Linked DNA regions of Homo sapiens: regions 1, 2, 4 and 5 are each linked to region 3. Evidence: chromatin contacts called from ENCODE Hi-C or POLR2A ChIA-PET data. All regions are on one chromosome and are shown on one strand. Each heading gives the region's core, a stretch centred on a gene start or an enhancer-like site at or near the end of the contact. The rest is flanking DNA. Distances are from core to core; before and after follow the strand shown.

The links. Hi-C counts contacts between places; a loop is a spot of excess contacts on that map. ChIA-PET counts read pairs that join two places held with the same protein, here RNA polymerase II (POLR2A). Pooled maps may share reads with other maps.
Region 1: a loop to region 3 is called in a map of CD8-positive, alpha-beta T cell, with 13 times the contacts of the local background. The contact joins the promoter of MTM1 here to the promoter of EOLA2-DT in region 3. A Hi-C loop is called at or near these places in 3 of 168 maps with a recorded cell type or tissue (CD8-positive, alpha-beta T cell, gastrocnemius medialis and naive thymus-derived CD4-positive, alpha-beta T cell), 1 of 37 single-sample maps with no recorded cell type and 23 of 50 pooled maps. POLR2A ChIA-PET finds 5 or more read pairs at or near these places in 22 of 52 experiments (A549, B cell, CD4-positive, alpha-beta T cell and 17 more).
Region 2: a pooled map shows a loop between it and region 3 (10-fold over the local background). The contact joins the enhancer-like site here to the promoter of EOLA2-DT in region 3. A Hi-C loop is called at or near these places in 8 of 50 pooled maps. POLR2A ChIA-PET finds 5 or more read pairs at or near these places in 5 of 52 experiments (BJ, CD4-positive, alpha-beta T cell, activated B cell and 2 more).
Region 4: a map of HCT116 shows a loop between it and region 3 (19-fold over the local background). The contact joins the promoter of CD99L2 here to the promoter of EOLA2-DT in region 3. A Hi-C loop is called at or near these places in 2 of 168 maps with a recorded cell type or tissue (HCT116 and ascending aorta), 2 of 37 single-sample maps with no recorded cell type and 15 of 50 pooled maps. POLR2A ChIA-PET finds 5 or more read pairs at or near these places in 1 of 52 experiments (Panc1).
Region 5: a pooled map shows a loop between it and region 3 (16-fold over the local background). The contact joins the enhancer-like site here to the promoter of EOLA2-DT in region 3. A Hi-C loop is called at or near these places in 4 of 50 pooled maps. POLR2A ChIA-PET finds 5 or more read pairs at or near these places in 2 of 52 experiments (PC-9 and WTC11).

What each region holds. Positions count from the first base shown.
Region 1 is chrX:150,567,178-150,569,877 of GRCh38, reverse strand. It overlaps MTM1 (myotubularin 1), which reads right to left and starts at 1,257. Exons shown (of 15, transcript NM_000252.3): 1 at 1,216-1,257. RefSeq lists a silencer at 776-1,455.
Region 2 is chrX:150,546,320-150,549,019 of GRCh38, reverse strand. No RefSeq gene overlaps it. Among named protein-coding and RNA genes, the nearest start is that of MTM1, 21 kb to the left of the region's middle. Within about 2 kb of position 1,424, at least 27 of the 41 ENCODE cell types and tissues checked have a DNase peak (open chromatin) inside an H3K27ac peak, as active enhancers do.
Region 3 is chrX:149,937,298-149,939,997 of GRCh38, reverse strand. EOLA2-DT (EOLA2 divergent transcript) reads right to left here and starts at 1,450. Exons shown (of 12, transcript NR_027456.1): 1 at 1,212-1,450. EOLA2 (endothelium and lymphocyte associated ASCH domain 2) reads left to right here and starts at 1,507. Exons shown (of 5, transcript NM_001013845.2): 1 at 1,507-1,805; 2 at 2,518-2,565. RefSeq lists silencers at 262-321, 602-681, 792-1,061.
Region 4 is chrX:150,897,231-150,899,930 of GRCh38, reverse strand. CD99L2 (CD99 molecule like 2) reads left to right here and starts at 1,263. Exons shown (of 11, transcript NM_031462.4): 1 at 1,263-1,409. The coding sequence starts at 1,343. RefSeq lists a silencer at 979-1,588.
Region 5 is chrX:150,507,181-150,509,880 of GRCh38, reverse strand. All of the region lies in intron 6 of MAMLD1 (mastermind like domain containing 1), which reads right to left. Among named protein-coding and RNA genes, the nearest start is that of MTM1, 60 kb to the left of the region's middle. Within about 2 kb of position 1,305, at least 23 of the 41 ENCODE cell types and tissues checked have a DNase peak (open chromatin) inside an H3K27ac peak, as active enhancers do.

The DNA of each region.
Region 1 (2,700 bases), core at 8-2,507, 630 kb before region 3:
ATACATGATCGTGCCCAATATATATGTTGGATGAAGGCAAACGTGTCTGCAAAGTAACAGGCCTGATTGTCTTATTTGGTTGGTAAACCGATTTTGAAGGAAATTCAAAATGGTTTGCAGTCTAGCAAAATTGCTGGCTCAGTCTCAAGACTCTAAGGTGCTTATTTCACAAGGAATAATACTGAGCTGTGGTAAAAAGAATCCAGACTAGACAGACACCAAGATACCCCCAAAGAGCTGGCTTGTGATATTAGCTTTGCCATTAAGTTGCCCTGAAGCCCGGGACATATTAGTTACCCTCTCTGGGCCTCAGTTCCCCCATCCAGGAAACAAATGAACAATGTAAACTTCAGGATGCCAGTCAATTCTAAAATGCTATAATTTTATTCTTGTGAAGATCTGGTGTATCTGTTTCAAAACCAGTCGCAACCCACTTCGCCTCAAACGATGCGTGCGTCTATAAAGCTCTAATATAATTTTTGCAGCAGATTCACTTCTTACTTGCTTAGGCAAATACTAAAATTAGTTTTCACTTCCTGAGCGCAGCAAAAGACAGTTAAGGGAGGCAACCCGGCCACGGGCGCTTGCTCGTGCCTGTACATACTTCCGACTGCGTATCAGGGAACTAACCGTTCCCTCTAAGATCTTCCCTCAACTGTTGCAAAAGCAGATAAACCTCTCGTGTATGACACAGAAACACTGGCCGAGAGCGGCCATCGAGGCTTCGCGGCCAGTGCCGGGCTGCGGCCGCTCCGCAGGGCCCACCGGGGATGCGACGGACGCCCGCTCCGTGCGGAGGGCCAAGGCGAGGACCAGCCGCGGAGCGTCGCCGGGGAGGCAGGGCGGACGCCCGGCCCACTCACCGCCCCGGGACGGGGAAGCAAAGTCCAGGCAGTGGCTGAGACGTCCGCCCCCAGCTCCACGGCCAGCCAACCCCTACCCCCGTCCCGACCTTCGCCCGCCGCCGGCCGGCCACCTTGGGCGGGGAGAACGGGAGGAAGCCGGAGGTACCTGCCTGCTGCTCCCTGGCCTCAGCCCTGCCCCGCGGGGACAGCGACGGCGCTTGGACGAAACCCCCACCCAACCCTGACGGTGCGGCAAGGCCCCGCGCGACCCGCTGGCCCAAGGAGTCCCAACTTCCTCCTCCCGATCCCCTCACCACGGGTCCCCGCAGTGCCCGGCTCCGAGCCAGGCCAGCCGTGAGCGCGCACCCACCTCGGGCTCCGGGCGCCACCGCCGTTGCCAGGCTGCTCGGCTGCCGGGCCCTGCTCCGCCCCCTCTGGGGTCCGCCCCCCACGGCCTGCCCGCCCCCGGCCACCGCCCGCTGCCCGCCTCCCCGTGCCGGTTGGCGGGACTGCATCACGTGACGGGGCAGGGGGCAGGAAGAGTGCGCCGGGTCGACCTGGGGAGCAGCTCCGAAGGGCGGGGCTCTTCGCCCGAGAGGCTGCTGGGAAGCCCATTTTGAAGGGTCCGACGCATGGAGGCAGCTGGGAATTGTAGTTCGCAATATGGTGCTGGGGATGGGCGGGGCCAAGATGCCAGGGGCCATCCCTGTAAGGGAAGTTGGACTGGGCGCCGGGCGGAGGCGGCTGGGAAGCGTAGTCCCGGGACCCTTGTCTGGGTCTCCCCATTTTTCTTCAGTAAAGGGGAAATCCAGAGGGAAAACTTCTCTATACAAGACTTTAGCGGATGCCACTAAATTGAGCTATTATTGGGTACACAGGGTTGGCTGCGTAAAGTTGAGATAGTATAAGGGAAAAAGAAATTTCACTGACTCTGGGGCAGGATCTGCAATTCACAAACTCAACTAACAGCTGGGGTGTCCCTCAGCTGTGCCAGCACCTTTCCAAGAACGCAATTGAGACTTAGTGAACGGAAACATTTCAGTCCAAAATTCCTTCTACTTGTTGAGGTTTGGGTCAGACAACTATTGATACAGTAAAAAGAAAGGGACAGGAAAAAGAGAAGAAAGGCAAACTTCAAGAAGAGAATTCATTGTGTAATCAAATAAAACAAACAATCTGGGCCGGGCGCGGTGGCTCACGCCTGTAATCCTAGCACTTTGGGAGGCCAACGCAGGCGGATCACCTGAGGTCAGGAGTTCGAGACCAGCCTGGACGACATGGTGAAACCTCGTCTCTACTAAAAATACAAAAATTATCCAGGCGTGGTGGCAGGTGTCTGTAATACCAGCTGCTCGGGAAGCTGAGGCAAGAGAATCGCTTGAACCCGGGAGGGAGAGGTTGCAGTGAGCTGAGATGGCACCACTGCACTCCAGCCTGTGTGACAAAGCGAGACTGCGTGTCAAAAAAATTAAAAAAAGAAAAGACAACCTGGCACATAGAAAAATGAGCATAATATTCTTTGTACTGCATAATACTTATACGCGAGCAGTTCGAGTAAATAGGATGACTTTATCATGACCTGTTTTTTTTCTCTTGTATGTGTTAGTTCTCCAGCATCTAAAAACAGCATTTTACCTGATACCAGTGTATATGTGTACGTGTGTTTCTACATAGTCACACACATATACACATATATTCATATATCATTTATATATGCATATATATATGCTTTATTGAAGAGTCTAGACTTCTTAGAAGAGTAACAAAGCCATCCAGAATCCAACCCAACCCACTCTTTAGCCACTTCTCCCAGTGTGCCTCTTTTTGCTCTTCACCCCAAGCTCTGGCCTAGTTC
Region 2 (2,700 bases), core at 175-2,674, 610 kb before region 3:
ATATTTGAAATATACTTACATTAAAAATGATGTGTGTGTGGTGAGTGTGTGTGTCTGAAATTCAAATGTAATTGGCAATCCTCCTGCCACCCGCCCAGCCTAATGAGTCACAACCACACTGGTGTTTTCACAGGACAGCAAGTCAAGCCACCAGCCTAGGCTGGAGACATGATACCAACCGTGGTGTCAGAAAACAAGTTTGAGCTTTCCTACCCTTCTCAGTAAGTGGCTCTGCTCTTGCTCTCTGCAGAACACCCAGCCATGCTCAGACTGCATTGTCCTCTGTGCCCAGAGTAATACCTTAGGCACAGCCCTTACTAGCTTCCAGTATAATTATAGGGTTTCACATCTACTGGGCTTTGAGCTTCTTGAGGGCTAGGACTGGTGCTGATGGATCTCCTCTCTCCTCTCCTTACAGTGCCCAGCAGAATTCAGGACCCAGGGTGGGGAGAGCTCAGAAATGACTTGGTGAGAGAACACTTGCATGAATGAATGAATGAATGAATGCCCCTGATTGCATCTAAGGGGCGGTCTTGTGAAAGGCCACACCTGGGATGTCTGGCTTTATCCTCTAGAATGGTGGGTCTCTAAGGGCAGGGATCTTACCTGTTTTGTTCCCTGCTCCGTCTCTAGCACCTAACACCTTGCTGATACCCAGTAGGTGCTCAGTAAACACATATTGCATGAATCAGCAGCTGTGTTCACAGTTGACTGGGCCGATCCGTCTATCAACCTGTTTCCTAGCTTGGCTCTCTTTCCCCACCTCCATTAACAGTTCAGAGATGGCGGCTCCTCCTCTTCCACAGAGGCATTAGGCTGAGTGGACAGTGACTAAGGGCAGGGAGGACAGCAGGTCTCACTCTCTGTCGAAGGAGACTTCAAGGCTGGCTGAGGGAAAGGAAAAAGAAGGCTCACTTAGAAGGGAAGCGTGCAGTGAGCAAGGCCAGGTCGTGCCAGGCAGGAAAGGGGCAATTGGAAGGGCAGACACGGGTGCTGGGGAAGTGGCCGAAGCCCAGGCCGGCTTTTCTGAGTCCGAGTCGTAAAGCGGAGAAGACTCGCACCAGAGCAGGCGGCTGGACGGCGGCGATTTGCAAGACCGGGCACAGCAGCGGCTCTGTAGCCGGCTGGGACCGGCGGCCGCGCACGTGACCGGCCGGGCCAATGGAGAGGCAGCGAGGTCCGCGGTCAAGGGCACCGAGTGGTGCGGAGACTCGCGCGCGGTCGGAACAGGCCGAGGGCTTAGGGGACCTCTGCCAACCCTCGGGTGTGGAGGAAGGGGCGTGGGGGCTGCCGAGCGAAGCACCCGGGCCCTGCCCCGCTACTGGAGCCTGCCTGGCACAAACTCCAGCCTGGGAGGGCCAGAGCTTTCCGTTGGCCGCTGCGTGGGTGGGACCCGGGAGGGTGGTGACTGCCAGTAACTCGGCTGGGGCTCCCCATCGAGCCAAGTCCGGAGGGAACAGGACACTCCCTCAGAAGCTGGCCTGCCCAGGGGAATTCTGGGATGGGAACCTGCTACCCTCAGGTTGCCACCGGCCAAGGCCCTGCATGCGCTCTCTTTTGCTGACAAGCCATAAGCTCCAAAGCCCACCCTCGCGTTGTGCTGGGGGAGGGGCAGCTTCTGAGAACCGCGTCTGCCCTGTTCCGCATCCCTAGAGCCCGAAAGAGTGGCGGGAGGGGTAGGGATGGTTAGTGAGGGGGCCCCAATACCGTTCGCTATCAATACAGGGTTCATCAACCCCACACTCACCCCATGCCCAGCATAGGACCTGGCAGCTAGCAGGTGCTTAGGAAGTGCTTGTTGCTGAAGAAACAAATGGATGAATGAATGAAATCTGGCAGTTGTGGCTGGGGGTGAAGACTTGCTTCTTGGGTGACACTTCCTAACTGTGATGTCTCCATCTGAGGAGCTGTGACAATTCTCCAGGGCAGGGCCATGCGAGAGGAAGCTGTTGTCTTCCGCTGCCAAGCGTAGCTGGGGCTCAAGCCAAATAACGACAGTGCCCACTTTGGGAGGATGTCATAAGTTTGAACAACGTAGTAAAACAAACCTCCTTTTTGTCCCAAAGTCCACTCCTTCACACCTCGCTGCCTTAGAGGGCCTCCAGCTCTGCAGAGCCAGCTGTGCATGCCTCCGCCTTTAAGAAGCCTCCCGCCCCCTTCCACCAAACACGAGGGACCCCTCCTTCCCCAGGGTTATCCCCAGCACATTCACTGTGTTGTGGTTCCACCCTCTGAGCACTTCCTGTCTCCTTGAGTCTGAGAAACCTCAGTTGAAATCTACCTCCCTTTTCCTAGCTTGTTTCTGAGCCTCTTTATCTGCATTTATAAAACAGGATGATCATAATAGCACTAGGATTATTATGAGGCCTGAACACAAGGACTCCTGTAAAGTGTCTGGCACAGAAGCAGTCCTTGGCAAATAGCAGTTTTTGAGCTCCTGGAGGATAGGGGCAGTGCCTTCTTTGCTTACCACCATCTCTCTCTCTCTCTCCCTCTCTCTCTCTCTCTCTCTCTCTCACACCAAGCAGACAGCCTGGTGTGCAGTAGGTGCTCCACAAAAATGTGTTGGGTGCAGACCGCTTGAAGCCAGGACTTTGAGACCAGCCTGGCCAACATGGCAAAACACCATCTCTACCAAAAATACAAAAAGTAGCAGGGCACAGTGGCTCCCGCCTGTAGTCCCAGCTACTCAGGATGCTG
Region 3 (2,700 bases), core at 201-2,700:
CCCGGCTTTCCCTCAGCTCCACCCTGCAGCTGAGCTGTGCACCAGGCCCTCCCACAGAGCTTTCTCGTGATTCCACCCTACACCTCCCCAAGCCGCCGCTCCCCTAAGCTGGTTCTCAGGAGTCCGCGGAGTCCTCCCGCAGCTGTTCCTCGCTCAATTGCCCACTGCCCCGGCCTGCTCCTCACACCACTGATGGCAAAGCCCCGACCCCAGACCCTCCCCAGTGGTTTCTCTCGGCCCGGCCCTACCCCGCCCCTCCAACGCCTGCTTCCAAGGCCCCGCCCCCAGCCCATCCTCAGCGGTTTCTCTCAGCTCCGCCCCGCCCCAGCCCCACCCGGCTCCTCCTGCGGCTGGTTAAAAGGCCCCGCCCCCAGCCGCTCCCCAATGGCTTCGCTCAGACCCGCCCTGCCCCGAACCCCCCCCTGCTTCTCCCGCGGCTGCCTCCGAAGCCCCGCCCCGCGCCGAGCCCCGCCTCTCCCCATCTCCTCCCTGTTTCTCCCGCGGGTGCTTCCAAAGCCCCGCCCCCAGCACCCCCCTCAGCGGTCTCTCTCAGCCCGATCCAACCCTTTTCTGAGCCCCGCCCTGTTTCTCCTGTGGCTGCGTGCAAACCCCACCCCCCAGCCCCACCCCAGAGGTTCCCCTCGGCCCTGCCCCGCCCCCCCAGCCCCGCTTCTCCAAAGGCTGTTTTCAAAGCCCCGCCCCCGAGCCCCTCCCCGGCGGTTCCCTCAGCCCCGCCCCACCCCTCCCCGAGCCCCAGCCCCCCCCGAACCCCGCCCCGCCCCACTCCTCCCCCAGCCCTGCCCTGCTTCTCCAGCACCAGCTTCCAAAGCCCCGCCCCCAACCCCTCCCCACTGGTTTCTTTCAGCCCCACCTTCCTCCTCTCACCAGCCCCCTCCCTCCCCGCGCTGGTTCTCAGGAGTCCGCGAGCTCCTCCTGCAGCCTCTCCTCGCCCAGATCGCCCATAGCCCCGCCCCCAATGGTTTCTCTCAGCCCCGCCCCACCCCCTCGAGTCCCCGCCCCATCCCAAGTCCCCGCCCCATCCCCTCAAGTCCCCGCCCCACTCTCAACCCCGCCCCAGCGGTTTCCTCACTCCCGCCCTTCCCCTCCCCCAGCTCCGCCCTCCTCCTCTCAGCCCCGCCCCCATCCCCTCCCCATTGGTTTCTCCCAGTTCCTTCCTGCTGGTCTCGCAGCTCTGGGCTTAAAAATCCTGCCTGGTGGTCTCGTCCCGCCCCTCCTCTTCCTCCCTCCGGTTCCTTTTCCTCCTTCCGGTTCTTGGTCTAGGCTGCCTGTCTCGAGCTCCCCGGCCTTGTCCTGGTTGGCTGGCGCGGGACAGGATCCGGTAAACTGAACAGCGTCTCCTTGTGGCAAGTGCGTGCGTACGTGCGTGGCGACGTCACTGCGTGGCTTCGTGAATACGTGGCTTCCTAGCGATTTGGCGGTGTATAGGCGTGGCTGAATACGGGCCTCCTGCGTACGTGCGTGGTGTACGTACGTGCGTGATTACGCGCACACGTACGTTCCTCATGAAAGGGACGACGGGAGCTGCATGAAAGCCGAAGTTATGGACCGCTAGCATCTGTCACTGGCCACCGGTTTCCGGGAGTAAGCGGCAGCTACCTTACAGCCCTGACACGAGCCGGGTGCTCTCTCTTCTCACCGCGGCCCACGTCTCCTCGCTGGCTCCGGTGGCCTCGCTGGGTCGCGAGGAGGCGGAGGACTGTACTCTGAGGCCAAAAGCCAGAGTCGGCCCTGAACGCCCACGACTCTCAGGGTCCAGAGGCCGTGAGACCGGCCGCGGCTGAAAGGTACCAGGGCCCCTGATGCCGGAGCCCGTGTGCTCGGCCCTCTTGCAGACGGTACTTGCGGGCTGGGGTTTCTTTCCCCTGGGTTTCGGGCAGAGAACCCGTGCGGGGCGCGCCCGAAGCGCCCTTTGGTGTCCCTTGCTCTCCCCATGGTCTCGGCCCCCCTCCTTCTAAGCGCGTGTACCCGCGACCTGCGTCTGCAAGTGCTGCTCCACACACAGCGGCCCCATCTCGGCCCGGTCTTCCCTGCCTCCCGCTTGGCCCCTGTGCTGTAAGCTCGCCTGGACCCCAGGCCGGGCGGTGCATAGCTCTGTGGCCTGTGGCCCCGTGCTCAGCATGACCTAACCAGAATTAAGCAGTGGACAATGGGATTTAGGCCCCCCAAACCCTCGTCCGATGACAATGGGAGGGGAAGTGTGATTTTTCTCCCCTCGGATGGAGCGTGCTCAGCTGTAGGAATGTGACTCAACTTGCTGAAATGATTTTCTGCTCTGCGGACTGGTGCACCCTGTGACCCAGACAGATGTGGAGGGTCCCACCGCTCTGATTAGCAGAACCAAACCGTGAGTGAGGTGCACATGTGTTACTCTTAGGACCGGCCCTCCCAGCTCTTGGTTTCCAATGCCTGCTGAGTAGAAGACCTTCCTAGGGCCATTAACCAGCTTTGCTGACTTGCATTTAATGACCTTTCCTCTTTATCTTCCTTGTTGTGCAGGTAAAGAAACCAAGTGGAAGAGTGTTTCCTCCTCTGGCCGTAAAGCAGGTACTCTCTGCAGCACCAGGTAGGAGGGGACTCAACCCCCTTCTTGCCTTTTCAGTTACATCAGTTCCTACTAGGGATTCCACACACACACAGTTGTTGTGATTTTGTGGTGATGACGAGAAAAGGGTTGGCTAA
Region 4 (2,700 bases), core at 14-2,513, 960 kb before region 3:
TTTGTTTCTGCAGCCCTAAGATTCAGGGCAATGGATGTAAGCCACACGGGAGATTTCGGCTCCATCTCAGGGAGACCCCACACCCCACTGTTCCTTAGGGGTTGGTGGGAGCCACTGAGGGGGGTGCCTATGGCAGCGAGGGCTGGGTTGGGGGCACAGGAAAGCTGCCGAATGGATATTGAGGGGAGGTGGTAGTAGCCGCCCTCTAAGGAGGATGTGGCCCTGGGCAGCCGGTGCCGCATAATGGCAGGGACAGGCTCACGCTACCACTCCGGAGAGCAGTAGCGCTTCCTCTTTGTCTTCGAGAGCCGGTTGCAGCTGGGGCTCTTCTAGGGAGCGTTCCCATCAACTGCTGCAGCGGGCATTTTGCTGGTCGGCACAGTATCGTATCGGAATCTGATTTCTTCGGGTCTGGGAGACGGACTCCGTTTGCGGGGGTTCATGGGAAAGGACTGCAGCGCGTTTGTCGGTCATTAAGCACGTTTTTGAGATCGACTCTGCAGATATGAACTTGCACTTTCAGCGCATTCATCAAAGCCTCGGGAGAGCTGACCCAGTCCCTACCCCCAGTCTCCCGAGCCCGCGGCGCTTCGGCTCCGGGACGCCCCCATCCTCCCCTGTCGCCCACCCGGGCGCCCCCGGCCTCGTTTTCTCGAGACGTGTCACTGCTTGTTGACCGCAGCCAGTCACGAAAACGGTCCTTTTCTTCAGTCTCCGGCCAGGGTTTCACTCCTGCAGGGAACAGCGGGTGGGGACAGAGTGCGGGGCTCCGTGCTGGACGGTGTCTGGAGGGGCCCCAAGGGAACAACCCTTCACCGGGAGAACACCAAGGCCAGAAGGGGAAGAGCCCTTCTCAAGGTCACCCGGGAGGAAATCGGCGCCCACCGGCGCTGCCGCCTCCCGCTCCCCGGCACTGGTGACTCACTGCTCCAGGTCCGCGGGGCCACCTCCGAGACTTCGGTCTCGAGGACCGAGGTGGGACAGGGTCTGCGGACCGCGCGCTGCCGCTGGACCCAGCCCAACCCAACCCAGGCCTCCCCACCCACCGGGTGCCCGCAGGCCACGCCCCTCGCCCGGAGCCCCGCCTCCAGAACGCGGCCCCGCCCCCGATACTGCAGCCTCGCCCCGCCCCCCGGCCTAACCCCAGCCCAGGCGCCCTCAGGCGCCGGCTCTCTAGCGCGCCCGACCTCCATCTTCCCGGGGCCGCGCCGCGCGCGCGCGCGGGCTTTGGGCGGGACCCTGCAGAGGCGGCGGGGCTCCTCCTCCCGCTCCTCCTCGGCCTCCCCTTCGGGCGCTCTCGCGCTAACTGTGCTCCTCCGGGGCCCTCCGCCTGCTCCCAGCCATGGTGGCCTGGCGCTCGGCGTTCCTTGTCTGCCTCGCTTTCTCCTTGGCCACCCTGGTCCAGCGAGGTAAGGCGGGCGGGGGGCGCGCGGGGACCGCGCGGGGACCCCGCCTTGTGGGCCCAGGGGTCGCTCTGCGCATGAGCGGCACGGTCCCCGCCTCTCGGGCCTGCGGTGGCTGCCACCGGCCGGCCCGGCTGTGCGAGGCGGAGCGGCGGGGGTCCGAGCCCCGGGCCCGTGGGGGTTGACTCCGCCGCGGTCGGAGTAGCCGGAGAGGAGGGGTGGGTCCCCTCCTGACGCTGGGCTGGAAACAGCGGGATGGGCCCCCTAAAATCCTGAACGAGCAGGTGTACCACTGGTGACAACAGCTGTCCCCAAGAGTTTACCTTTGAGAAAACCTTGAAGAGAGCAGTCATTTTCGAAATTTGCTGCGAGGCCACCGACAGCAGAAGCACCTGGGGAACTTCCTAGGTGGATTCCTAGCCCCTTTCATCGGGATCACAGCGGGCATGGGCTGTGGGGGGGGGGGGGGGGGGTCAGCGAGGCGTAGGTCTAACCAGCTCTCTAGGTGCTTCTGCCGTCCGCTTCAGTTTTTGAGACTTTGGTCATGTTTTGCCAAGGAGCAGGAGAGAGAAATCCCGCTGAATCAAGGAAGCACGTTTCTTAGACCCTCTGCTACTCAAAATGTGGTCCAGGGCCCAGCCGCATAGGCATCACCTGGGAGCTTGTAAGAACTGCAGCATCTCACGCCCCGCCCCCGACCTACTGAGTCTGATTCTGCATTTCAACTAGATCCGCGGGTGATTCTCTGGCACATTCAAGTTTGAGAAGCATCTTAGTAGAATAAATGCAGTCTGTGGTTAAAAATAGGGTCTTAAACATGTACCAACAGAATCTTCTTACACTTATTTATATCCTATGTCCCCATCAGAAAAAGGGATTAAGGGAAACACTGTAATTGAACGTGAATTATGCTCCAAGCTTCCTGACAATAGAAGCGAACCCAGCTGGTGGAAAATATGTGAGCTCAGGAAACACACACACACACACACACACACACACACTTTGTCCTAGTACTGAGTTCTAGTAAGATTTATGTCACATAAAGGAACACTGGAAAACAGTGGATGGTACTAGCCAAGCCACTTTTGCAAAAGATGCAGAAATGTTTTTCATGTGGGCAACCCACCTGGAGTTGATTCACGAAGAGCCATTTAACATTCTGCAGAGGTGCCAGGCTCTGTTCTAGGAACTGATGATGCGGTAGTGAACAAAATTGAGACTGTCTTCATGGAGCTTACATCCTGGTCCGGGCAGAAAACAAGCCCAACATTGAAATCTATATATATTGTCAGTGCTA
Region 5 (2,700 bases), core at 56-2,555, 570 kb before region 3:
GACTTGGCTTTGGTGCAGCAGAAAGCATGAATAAACACACCAGCATACACTCGCATGCATGCCCCACCCTCTCGAGCAAAATTCCACAGGTATAAATAAAGTAAGATTCTGCACCTGGGTTAAAAACACAACTGCAACAGCATAGAATGGGGCAGGAGAGACAGAACTTAATAGCAAGAGCACACAGAAAAAAGTTTTAGGCATTTTGGATGTCCATCTGCTCAGGATGGGTCAGCAGTGAGATGCGGTCACCAAAAGAACAAATGTAACATTAGGCTGCATTAATAGAAGCAGAGTATGTAGAAGGAGGGAGGTGACAGTCCTATGCTAACTCTGCCTTGGCCAGACTATACCCACAGGAGTCTGGGCATGCCAGTCTCAGGGAGACCCAGACAGACTGGCTGCATTCAGAGGATGGTAAGTAATGAGAGTGGGGATTGGACTTCAAACTACCCAGACAAAGAATGGCTGAGCAAGCCAAGGATGCTGTGGCTGGGGCAGAGCAGACTGTGGGCTATGTAGTGGTGGATACCTAGCCTCTGCAGGGCTGTCATAGGGAAAGGACATTGAGAAGAGGACTGAGGCTTGTTCCTGGTGGTCCTGGCATGAACGGCCAGATGATCACATGGTCAGGTGGACACAGTCTCCAACACTGGGAGTAGCCAAACACTTACTGCCAACCTCCCGCCCTTCTCCTGACTAGTTGCAGCATAGGCAATTGGGAGGAGCTTCCTGTCTCCATCTGAAAGCTGGCTGGGTGGGCAGGGGGAGGAGCGAGCCAAGTTTCAAGGCCGCAGTTTCAGCACTCAGTCTGGGATCGGCTCAAGGAGCAAAGGGGAAGAACATAGCCAGGAGGGAATAACATGAAGGCCCCCAGACCCAGAAAAGGCATGACTTGCTCTGAGACCCTCAGCCAGTTGGTGTCAGGTTGTGACTCGGATCCAGGTCTGACTCCCAGTCCAGTGCTTGAAGCCTCACCCCACACAGTGAGGGGAGCCCGGCCATCTCTGCTCAACTGCTGCCATCTCTCTCCCCTTCTCAACCACCAAGGCAGCTCTGTCTGGGAGCACAAGCTCCAAGTCCACTTTCTGGTCTGTGTCCCCCCGAAGATGCCAGAGGACTTGCCTCTACAACACGGGCTGCCCGTGCAGTGCCTGCTTTTCCAGCAAAGGGCTTCTGGGAACCCTTCTCTGCACTCAGTGGGGCTGGTGGGAGTGGGGCGGGGTAGCGACCCAGTGCTTGGGACTGTGCCCGGCTCTCAGGCCTGGCAGCAGTTCCTGGCCTTGGTTCCTGCCAAGGCAGAGAGGACAAACACATGGCACCGGGAAGACTACACCAGAAGCGATTCCACCAGACTGGGGTTTGCTTTTCTATCCCGCCCTTAGCCTGCTTCCTGTCCTGGTCCCTGCCTCCCCCTCCACTGGAGCTGCCGTGTGGGCAGTGAGGGGCTGTTTCTCAGCTGCCCTATGGAGCTGCCCTCTCCCTGCCAAAGCATTGGCAAGGCGGCAAGGGGTGGGGGTGGGGATGGGGGGTGGGATCTGCCTTCTCAAGCTCTCATTATACTGAGCACGTCTCACCCATTATTTTATGTCATCTAGCAACACCCCATGTGGACACTGAGGAGCATGGGGGTCACATGACCACTGCCCAAGGCCACACCATCCGGATCTGCCTGAGATGGTCAGGGTTGGCAGCCATTTCTGAAGGCAGTCCTTTCGCTTTGGCTCTTCTTGTACCAGTCTCAGGACATCAGGGCAGAAGATCTACAGTCCCCAGCTTACTGATGTGACAGCAGAGGCTCAGAGAGGTTAAATGACTTGCCCAAGGTGACACGGCTAAGAAGTACAGTATCTCCTAACTGCAGACCAGGTGCTTCCGCTGCTTCTGGGGACAGATTCCTGCGTGGCTGGCTAGGTCTAAACGGTCCTTAACTCCATCCCCACCGGTTGCTGCATTAGTTTCATCAAATAACACAGTTGTACAGAGGTAGGGGTTCAGGGGCAGGGGCAGATGGAGGCTGGAGAGTGTGACTAAGGAAACAGCAGGGGAAGTGCGGTAAAGTCCGAAGGGAGGGACGGAAAGAGAAAGCCAAGCCCAGGGGCGTGCCAGACAAAAGGAAAGGCCACGCCGGGGCAGGGCAGGCTTCAGCGGGTGCTGGGGCGTCTTCATCCCGGGAAGCACACATTCCAGAGGACCCCGGAGTCTAATGGAAAAGCTGGCCAGCCTATCACTATGGAAACTGCCAAGGCCACACAGCGCTGCTGACACCCAGCCTGGGTGCCGGTGGCCAGCTCTGCAGGATCTTCAAGTCTGGGGTGCCACCAGCAAGCGACGGTCCTCCATGGTCTCTTCACCTTACGGCAGTGTCCAGAGGCACCGCCAGTCCTCTGCTCCTATGCTGGTCCTGCTGTCCCTGGCCAAAGGAGCCAGAGCATTCTCTCCAGGCCTCCCGAGGAGGCTGCTTCCTTTGTTTTGCAGATGGAGGCTCCCATCCTTTGTTCTGAATCAATGTGCTCCAAAGATAAGCCCCAAGAAAACAGTTGTTGCCTTTTGACACTGACAATTAGAATCGTTGGAAAATGGAGAAAACAGGAAATGACAAATGGTTTCAGTGACCAGGAGGAAACCGTGCCTGAAAGTTGCTGCTTAGTGACTGGGACACTCGCTTTCTGCTCTCTTATGAAGGACAGCCTAGGCCGT